Linked DNA regions of Homo sapiens: region 2 is linked to region 1. Evidence: read pairs that join two places in POLR2A ChIA-PET (ENCODE). Cell type or tissue: MCF 10A. All regions are shown on one strand. Links, peaks and the distances in the headings refer to the core of each region. The heading gives the core; the rest is flanking DNA.

Evidence for each region. ChIA-PET counts read pairs that join two places held together with the same protein. Peaks named below come from ENCODE experiments on the same cell type or tissue, not always from the same donor. Only the 100,000 strongest peaks of a DNase experiment are listed, where the experiment ranks them.
Region 2: POLR2A ChIA-PET joins it to region 1 with 5 read pairs; 1 of 35 experiments calls an interaction of 5 or more read pairs at or near these places.

What each region holds. Positions count from the first base shown.
Region 1 is chr7:46,453,875-46,458,284 of GRCh38, forward strand. No RefSeq gene overlaps it. Among named protein-coding and RNA genes, the nearest start is that of IGFBP3, 530 kb to the left of the region's middle. In MCF 10A, for the core only: no CTCF peak of the experiment used is centred there; DNase peaks (open chromatin) are centred at 2,247 and 2,577.
Region 2 is chr7:46,368,066-46,372,475 of GRCh38, forward strand. No RefSeq gene overlaps it. Among named protein-coding and RNA genes, the nearest start is that of IGFBP3, 450 kb to the left of the region's middle. In MCF 10A, for the core only: no CTCF peak of the experiment used is centred there; DNase peaks (open chromatin) are centred at 2,056 and 2,456.

The DNA of each region.
Region 1 (4,410 bases), core at 175-4,174:
CACATCCTCTCCAGCACCTGTTGTTTCCTGACTTTTTAATGATCGCCATTCTAACTGGTGTGAGACGGTATCTCATTGTGGTTTCGATTTGCATTTCTCTGATGGCCAGTGGTGATGAGCATTTTTTTCATGTGTCTTTTGGCTGCATAAATGTCTTCTTTTGAGAAGTGTCTGTTCATATCCTTTGCCCACTTTTTGATGGGGTTGTTTGTTTTTTCTTGTAAATTTGTTACAGAATGGGAGAAAATTTTTGCAATCTACTCATCTGACAAAGGTCTAATATCCAGAATCTATAATGAACTCTATGTTCTTTATATAATTGAAATACTTGACAACAAACGTCCATTTCCTAAGGGCTGGTTAATAGTCATGTAATAGAAAACCATGGAGTCATTACCATAAAATCTGAAATTTGTTTTAATTAATGTTCTTCAGAGTTGGCATTTTTTTTCTCTTCTATTCTTCTAGGGTTATTCTTTGTACAGAGGATGAAGAAATCCATGTGCACAGATTGGACTTCTCCCTTGGGCCGCGGAGATGTTCCCAACTGTCTCCCGGACATTTCCAGCTCAGAGTCAACAGATGATTGGAGAGTTATCTCATCTGCTACATATTTACTTAGTCACATCTCCTAACTGCTCCAATCACCCAAGAGCAAAATCTAAGTGTCTGCCTTAATAGTTCTTATCAATGCATCACCATTCACAGATGTGCATGCACTTATACATACACTCCTTCAATCCATCCTACGTGGTGTTGATTGTATCTCCAATACATTCTTCATAACCCTTCTTTCTTCTCTGCCTTCTACAGTCCCTATCCTGGACAAGACACTAATAATTTCTGAGGGGTATAATTTTAATACATTATTCTCTGAACTCCCTACTGACAATTCATGTTCTTCACATTGCAAATAAAGTTCTCGCTCTCTAAAATGGCAGTTGATTATGTTACTCTCTTTGTATTTGTTTTATTATTATTAATTTCAATCTTCTAAAGTCCCCCCACTGCTTATACTATAGCAGCCAAATTCTCACAGCCCAGAGCTTGGCTTTCTACATTCTGCTCCTGGCAAGCTCAAGCTCTGCAGTTCCGTCTCCTTCTGTTTTCCCGTGGCTTCCCAGGCTGCTGTTCAGTCTTCCTGGAGTCACTCCTGATTGTCTTGTGGTTGCTTGCAGCCTCCTTCTCTGTGCACATGGCATTTTCTGTGCCAGAAACACTGCTAATCTATTATGAGCCTGGTCAGTTTCTGCTTATTCTTCAAGTTCCCTCTCAAGGGGACACTTCTGTAAGTCTTCTTTCAGCATCCTGAGTGGAATTGATTACCACCTGCTTCATGTGTCTTATGACCTTATGGAATCCCTCTCACAGTCCTTTTTCATTGTAATGTCCATCTGCTCCAAACAGACCGTGCTCTTCAACAGTGAGGACTAGGATATACTCCATAACCTAGCCCCACACCTGCAGGAATAGATGTCTTAGTTTAGATTCTACCTAAAAGTAGATCCTGAAGCAAGATCTTAAGTGCAAGAGGTTCCGTTTGGAGGTGATTCCCCAAGAAGCACAAGAGAGAGAATAGGGAGGTGAGGCATGGGAGGAAGGAAAGCTGTAAAGGCTACTAATCAGTGGGTCATCCCTCCAGGCAACTGGGATTCAACTGGACAGGGTGCACCTGAAGAATCATATAGAACATTCCTCATAATACACTAAATCTTATTTTGTCACATCTTATAAATTTATCTTTTGAAGTCAGTCCAAATGAGAGTGGTCTTCAATTCTACATGACCTCTATTTAGATACTGGAAAATAGCGAATGCGCTCTCCCTTTAACCCTAACATTGTCCACAGCTTTGACAGTCACAAACTCTTCATCATAGGGTCTCACTTTTACAAACTCATTCCATTTTATGGCTGTACCATATAAAAATAGTGCCAAGGGCTAACACGGTGAAACCCATCTCTACTAAAAACACAAAAAATTAGCCCGGCGTGGTGGCCAGCGCCTGTAGTCCCAGCTACTCTGGAGGCTGAGGCAGGATAATGGCATGAACCCGGGAGGCAGAGCTTGCAGTGAGCTGAGATTGCACCACTCCACTCCAGCCTGGGCGACAGAGCGAGACTCCATCTCAAAAAAAAAAAATAGTGCCAAGGATTACCCACGGTGCCCTGGAACCTAAGCATGCCAAGGTGTGTGGTGTGGCAGAGAGTACCAGACACTTCTTTGCCCAGGGCTCTAATCAAGCTGCTGGAGTGAAGCCAGTTGTCGTAGTCCATTTGACTCACACACTTCTTGGATCCAATCTGCACACCCGAATTTTGGCTTATGATATATATCAACCTGCATTTCTTCTTGGTTTTCCTTGTAAAATGTACCTATTACTGTGCTTCACAAGAATTCTTGAGAATCTATTCAGTTTAGCCCAGGCACTGTGCCTGGAGTTAGAGAAACAGACACAGACTGAACAAGGGCAGGGCCTGTGAGGTGCTCACACCACGGCAGGAGTCCAGATGTGTCCAGGGTCAGAAAAATGCTTAAGGGAAAGGCTCAGCTGCAGACATGGACAGAGTGTGTCTAGAGACTGAACATGCAGCATAGTCACGTGAGACTTTCCCACTGGCATCTAACTTAATGGAATGTTATGCGTCAGTGTTATGGAATTGCACATGAGCCAAGAGAAAAAACATCCCAAAGATTTTGGTTTTAAGTATTCAGAATATGTGTTTTGCTTACCAAGCCAAGCTATGCTTAACCATGGTATCTAGAAAGGATTTGTTGATTTCTAGATATTCAGTGATTCCATTATTTAATATAAAGGAGCTAATAATAATAAAATAGCTAATTCTTAATGGGAGAAGTATGTAAAAGAAAAATGTGAAATAATTTGCATCAATATCATTAACTTAAAAGATAAAATTATTGAAACATTTATTTTTCTTAGTTATATAATATTTGAGTTTTGTTTAAAGAGCATGTATTATCTTTATAAATCAAGAAAAATACAGTAAAAAGTAGAAAAACAGAAAATTCAAAGACATAAAGAGACTCACAATGGTGACTCGCAGGGGAAGGCAGAGAAGCACAAATAAAATATTTATTATTATATCTCACATCTTGAGTGTTCATTGTAACTATTGTGTTAATTGGTACTCTCCCTGTAAACACCCCACGAGTTCTTACTGCCTGTTGCACAAACAACTCCAATTGACTAAGACCACAGCACTTCGATAAAGAGTTTAATTGACATGAGGCCAGCCATGCCACCTGGAAGACAAAGTTATTACTCAAATCAACTCCCCCAAAACTTGGGGGCTAGGGTTTTTCCAGAATAGTTTGGCGGGCAAGGGAATGGGGGTGTGGATAGTGGTTCTCTTCTGGGTGGGGCCACAGGATGGCTGGTGGGTCCAGGTGGAGCCATCATCATTAGAAATGCAAAAACCTGAAAAGACATCTCAAAGGCTAATCTTCAGTTCCATAATAATGATGTTATCTGCAGGAGTAATTAGTGAAATTTCATATCTTGTGACATCCGGAATAATGGCTGGTAATTGTTTTTAAGTCTATACCTTGGCAGAATTCAGGCTTCTCATCCATCTAACCTGATGGTTTTTCACTAGCTTTACAAAGTCAGTTTAGTTTTGGGGAAGGACTATTATTATTATTTAAACTATAAACTAAATGTCTCCCAAAGTTATCTTGGCCTAAACCCAGGAATGATTAAGGGTAGTTAAGAGGTTAAAGGCAAGACAGTTTTGCTAGATCAGATCTCTTTCACTGTCATAATTTTCTCACTGTTCTAATTTTGGCAAAGGTAGTTTCATCCCAGGAGCTTTAAAAGTGCTCACAGAAGTGTGTTGGGACTGTAGGAAAGTTTAAATTTTCCCGTTGAAGTCTGGATAATTTGAATATATAAAACAAACTGATAATAGACAAATTAATAGGAAAAATGGCATGCAAATATATTACATGCACATGTGTAAATGGAAGTCATAAAAAATAAGAAAACTCAAAGAAAGGACCAGATGGTACAAGTTTCATCCATCCTGAGGTTACAGAAAGAAGAGGGGCTTGGAATAGGGCAAGACAGGTTATGGGAAAGGGAATAAAGGAAAAGTGTAGGGCAAAAGCAGTTGGAAACTTCACGCAGATGAAACCCCAGGTAGCAGCCCTCAGAGAGAGTAGATGGTAATCAGTGGTAATGGTTTTCATCAGACCATTAAGGGTATCAGACTCTCAGTTAATCTTTTCTAGATCCAGACACAGGGGCCTCCAGAGAAAGCCTACTTGCATCCATTGTTTATTTCACTTTATTTCCTCTACTGAGGAAATTTCCCCCACAAAAGACAGCTTTGCAAGGCTACTTTTATCTGCAGGACCTCTGAACAGCCATCTCAAAATATGTCAAAGAAGTA
Region 2 (4,410 bases), core at 107-4,106, 86 kb before region 1:
CCTCTTCCCTCCTACTCTATTTCAGTCTGTGTTTCTTTCACCTCTTCTTTACCGTCTCACCCATAGATCTTTTTCTTTGGTTTCTTGCATGAATTCCATGAATTCGTTTGCACACATAAGCACTTGCATGTTTATTATTATATCCCTTTCCTTTATATAGGAAAGGAATTTTGAATAATATATGAAATAAAGATGAGGAAACTATTCTTTATTTGGCTATCTACACACCATATATAAATTTAAAAGAAAAGATTTTTGTGATCTTTATAATAAAATACATTTGAATCATAGTGGATTGGTGTCTACAAACTACATGTTTGTTTTTATATTCATATTTACATTTCAAACTCAAAGAAGACAAGCATATTAATAGAAAGAAAAAATGGCAAAAACTGCAGACTTCAGTTATCAGGATTCAGTGACAGCTGGCTGCACTACAGCCTGGTTAATGGACATGTAAGACTTCTCCTCCCTGAAAGCCATAATAAAGACACTGTTATTTTAAGGAAAGTAATATGACATCATATTGCTGGAAAATAAGAAGACAATCAGCTGTAATCCAAGGAATACCTTTTGGGTATGAGCATGTGGAGATATGAGGGAAGCATATTTCAGTCTGAAGAAACAGCATGAGCTCAGGAAAGCAGGTGGAACGAGGTTTTGAGAAACAGCAAACTGCCTAGTGTGGTAGTGAAGGGATGCCCTACAGCCACGTTTCTACCAGGCAAATGTATCCCATCATGCAGCTGCTTAACTATCTTAAAAGTCTCCCCGTTAAGCTTAAATGTCCAACAATGTGTGAGAGAGCCCAAACCCTTGGCCCCTTTGTGCCTGTTCCTATCTCTTATCTCTGCTCTGCTCCAATTATTTCTATACCACAGTGATTTTCTTCCAGATCTTCTGATTTAGCACTATCTCTGTGGAGTTCCATGCACACTTCTTCCAATACCAAAAATATTGCCAAGTCATTCTTGGCAATTCCTGTCCCTCCTTTATAATTGTGGTTCTCCTAATGTGGCTTTCCAACCAGCCACATGTGCATCTGGGAATTGTTAGAAGCACAATTCTCCTACCTCAACCCAGACCTCCTGAATCAGAAACAAACTGTGTCAAGACATTCTGCAGGTGATTCTCACGCACACTAATGTTTCAGAACTACTGAAATGTGGTATTATATTTACCATTGAACTGTGAAGACTAATTTTTTTTCCTCGCTCTATCAGAAGGTTTGTATATTTGAAGCTGTTTGTCTTGTTACCCAAACCCATCTTAGAACTCTCAGCACAGTTCCTCATACTGTAAATGAATTTTGAATGAAAACTTGGGTCCATAAATGTTGGTTATAGCCAACTATTGAAGAACTAAAGGATAATAATAATAAATGATCACTTATTGAGCATTTACTATGCACCAGGCATAGTAAATACTATGATCACTTATTGAGCATTTACTATGCACCAGGCATAGTAAATACTAAAAACTTTATTGGTATAAAATTCATTTATTCCTCACTATAAAATGATAACACAATGAAGTAGTCAGGAATAGCTCATTTAGAAAATGAGCTAGGCTTACAGAGTTTACTTGGCTCAATTAAAATTATAGAGCTTCAGAACAGTAGAGACTACATTCAAACTAAATTCTGCCTGATGCTAATGGATTTGCCATTTCTCTAAACCCGCTTGTAATTCATGATTAATTTTAGAGTACTAAAATTTGAAAAGCTGCACATGGTTTGGCACATCAAATTTCTCCTAGTGAAGATAACTCTGTGGAATAAAATCCGTAGTGGAGTGTTGCTCTAAAACTTACTTTAATCATGTTGTATTCACTAGTGGCCTTCTCTTAAGTAATTCTGTTGATTTTAAGCACTTCCTCCAGAAAGAGCTTTTTGCCTGGGGAATAAAGTGCCTTAGTCTGGTAAACTTACCTAAAGAAATATCCAGCAAGCAAAATGAATTGACGGTTAAGGCTCACTATTAAAACTGAAATATCATACTCATGAGTCAGACTTTTCAGAGCATCAATCCTTTGAAGACTGGGAAGCAGACCAAAAACGGCCTCACCTGTCTGTGGACCTGGATCCCCTAAATAGAGAGCCCTCTTGAGGTGTTTTATTCTGCAGATCTCTAGACAAAGCCTGAGCCTGTGAATCAAAAGGCAGTGTATGCACTTTTGTGGAAATGTAGCATGCATCAGCACTTTATTTCTTTTGATGGTTTAATAATATTCTATTGTATGAATACAGTATACTTTGTTTATCCATTTATCAGTTAATGGACATTTGGGTTGTTTTCACTTTTTGAGGATTATGAATAATGCTGTTATAAGTATTCATGTCCAAGTTATTTTGTGAACATATGTTTTTAATTCTCTTGAGTGGAATTCTAGGAGTGGAATTGCTGAGTCATACGGAAACTCGATGTTTAACTTTTTGAGAAACTGCCAAATTGTTTTCCAAATTGGCTGCATTGTATTACATTCCCACTAGCACTATATGAGTGTTCCAATTTCTCTCCATCCTCGCCAACACTCATATTTGTCTTTTTGATTATAGCTATCCTAGTGGGTGTAAAGTGATATCTCATTATGTTTTGATTTGCATTTCCCTAATGACTATGATATTGAGTATCTTTTCATATGCTTATTGGCCATTTGTTTATTTTGTTTGGATAAATAAAATAAATGTCTATTTAAATCCTCTGTCCGTTTTTTCAGTTGGGCTGTTTATCTTCTTGTTGAGTTGTAAGAATTCTTTATTTATTCTGGATACAGGCTCATTATCACATACGTGAATTGCAAATATTCTTTCTTAGCCTATAGATTATTTTCATTTTCTTGATAATGTCCTTTTGTGTGTGTGTGAAGAGGGGAATTACATTTCTGATCTTCTGGGACTCTTTCAGTTTTATTTTATTCATTTATTTATTTATATATTTTTAAATTTATCTTTTATGGGTACATGGTAGGTGTATATATTTATGGGGTACATGAGATATTTGATACAAGCATACAATCAGTAATAATTACATCAGGTTTAATGGGGTAGACATCACCTCAAGGATTTATCCCTTCTTCATGTTACAAACAATCCACTTATACTCTGTTAGTTTTTTAAAATGTACAATAAATTGTTGTTAACTGTAGTTACCCTGTTGTGCTATCAAATACTAGATCTTATTCATTCTATATAACTATATTTTTGTACCCATTAACAATCTCTGCTTTCCCCCTACCCACCCACTATCTTTCCCAGCCTCTGGTAACCATTCTTCTACTCTCCTTCTCCATGAGTTCAATTGTTTTAATTTATTTGGCTCCTAGAAATAAGTAAGTGCAAGCTAAGTTTGTATTCCTGTGACTGGCTTATTTCACGTAACATAATGACCTCCAGTTCCATCCATGTCGTTGCAAATGATAGGGTCTCATTCTTTTTTTATGTCTGAATAGTACTCCATTGTGTATATGTACCACGTTTTCCTTATCCATTCACCTGTTGATGGACACTTGGTTGCTTCCAAATTTTGGCTAAATAGTGCTGCAATAAACATGGGAGTGCAAATATCTCTTCAATAATACTGATTTCTTTTCTTTTGAGTATATACCCAGCAGTGAGATTGCTGGATTATATGGTAGCTCTATTTTTAATGTTTTGAGGAACCCCTAAATTGTTCTCCATAGTGGTTGTACTAATTTACACTCCCGCTAACAGTATACGAGTGTTCTCTTTTCTTCACATCCTTGCCAGCATTTGTTACTGCCTGCATTTTGGGTAAAGGCCATTTTAACTGGGGTGAGATGAGACCTCATTGTAGCTTTGATTTGCATTTATCTGATAATCAATGATGCTGAACACTTTTTCATATGCCTGTTTGCTATTTGTTTGTCTTCTTTTGAGACATGTCTATTCAGAGCTTTTGCTTATTTTAAAATCAAATTATTAGATTTTTTCTTATTGAGTTGTTTGTGCTCCTTATTTATTCTGGTTATTAATCCCTTGTCAGGTGGATAGTTTGCAAATATTTTCTCCCATTCTGTGGGTTGTCTCTTCCCTTTGTTGATTGTTCCTTTTGCTGTGCAGAAGTTTATAAACTTGATATGATCCCATTTGTCCATTTTTGCTTTGGTTGCCTGTGCTGGTAGGGTATTACTCAAAAAAACTTCTCTCAGACCAATGTCTTCGAGAGCTTCTCCAGTGTTTTCTTGTAGTAGTTTTATAATTTTGGGTCTTATATTTAAGTCAAGCTTGTCCAACCCATGGCCCATGGGCCACACGCAGTGCAGGACAGCATTGAATGAGGCCCAACACAAATTTGTAAACTTTCCTAAAACATTATGAGATTTATTTATTTATTTATTTTTACTTCATTAGTTATTGTTAGCGTTAGTGTATTTTATGTGTGGCCCCAA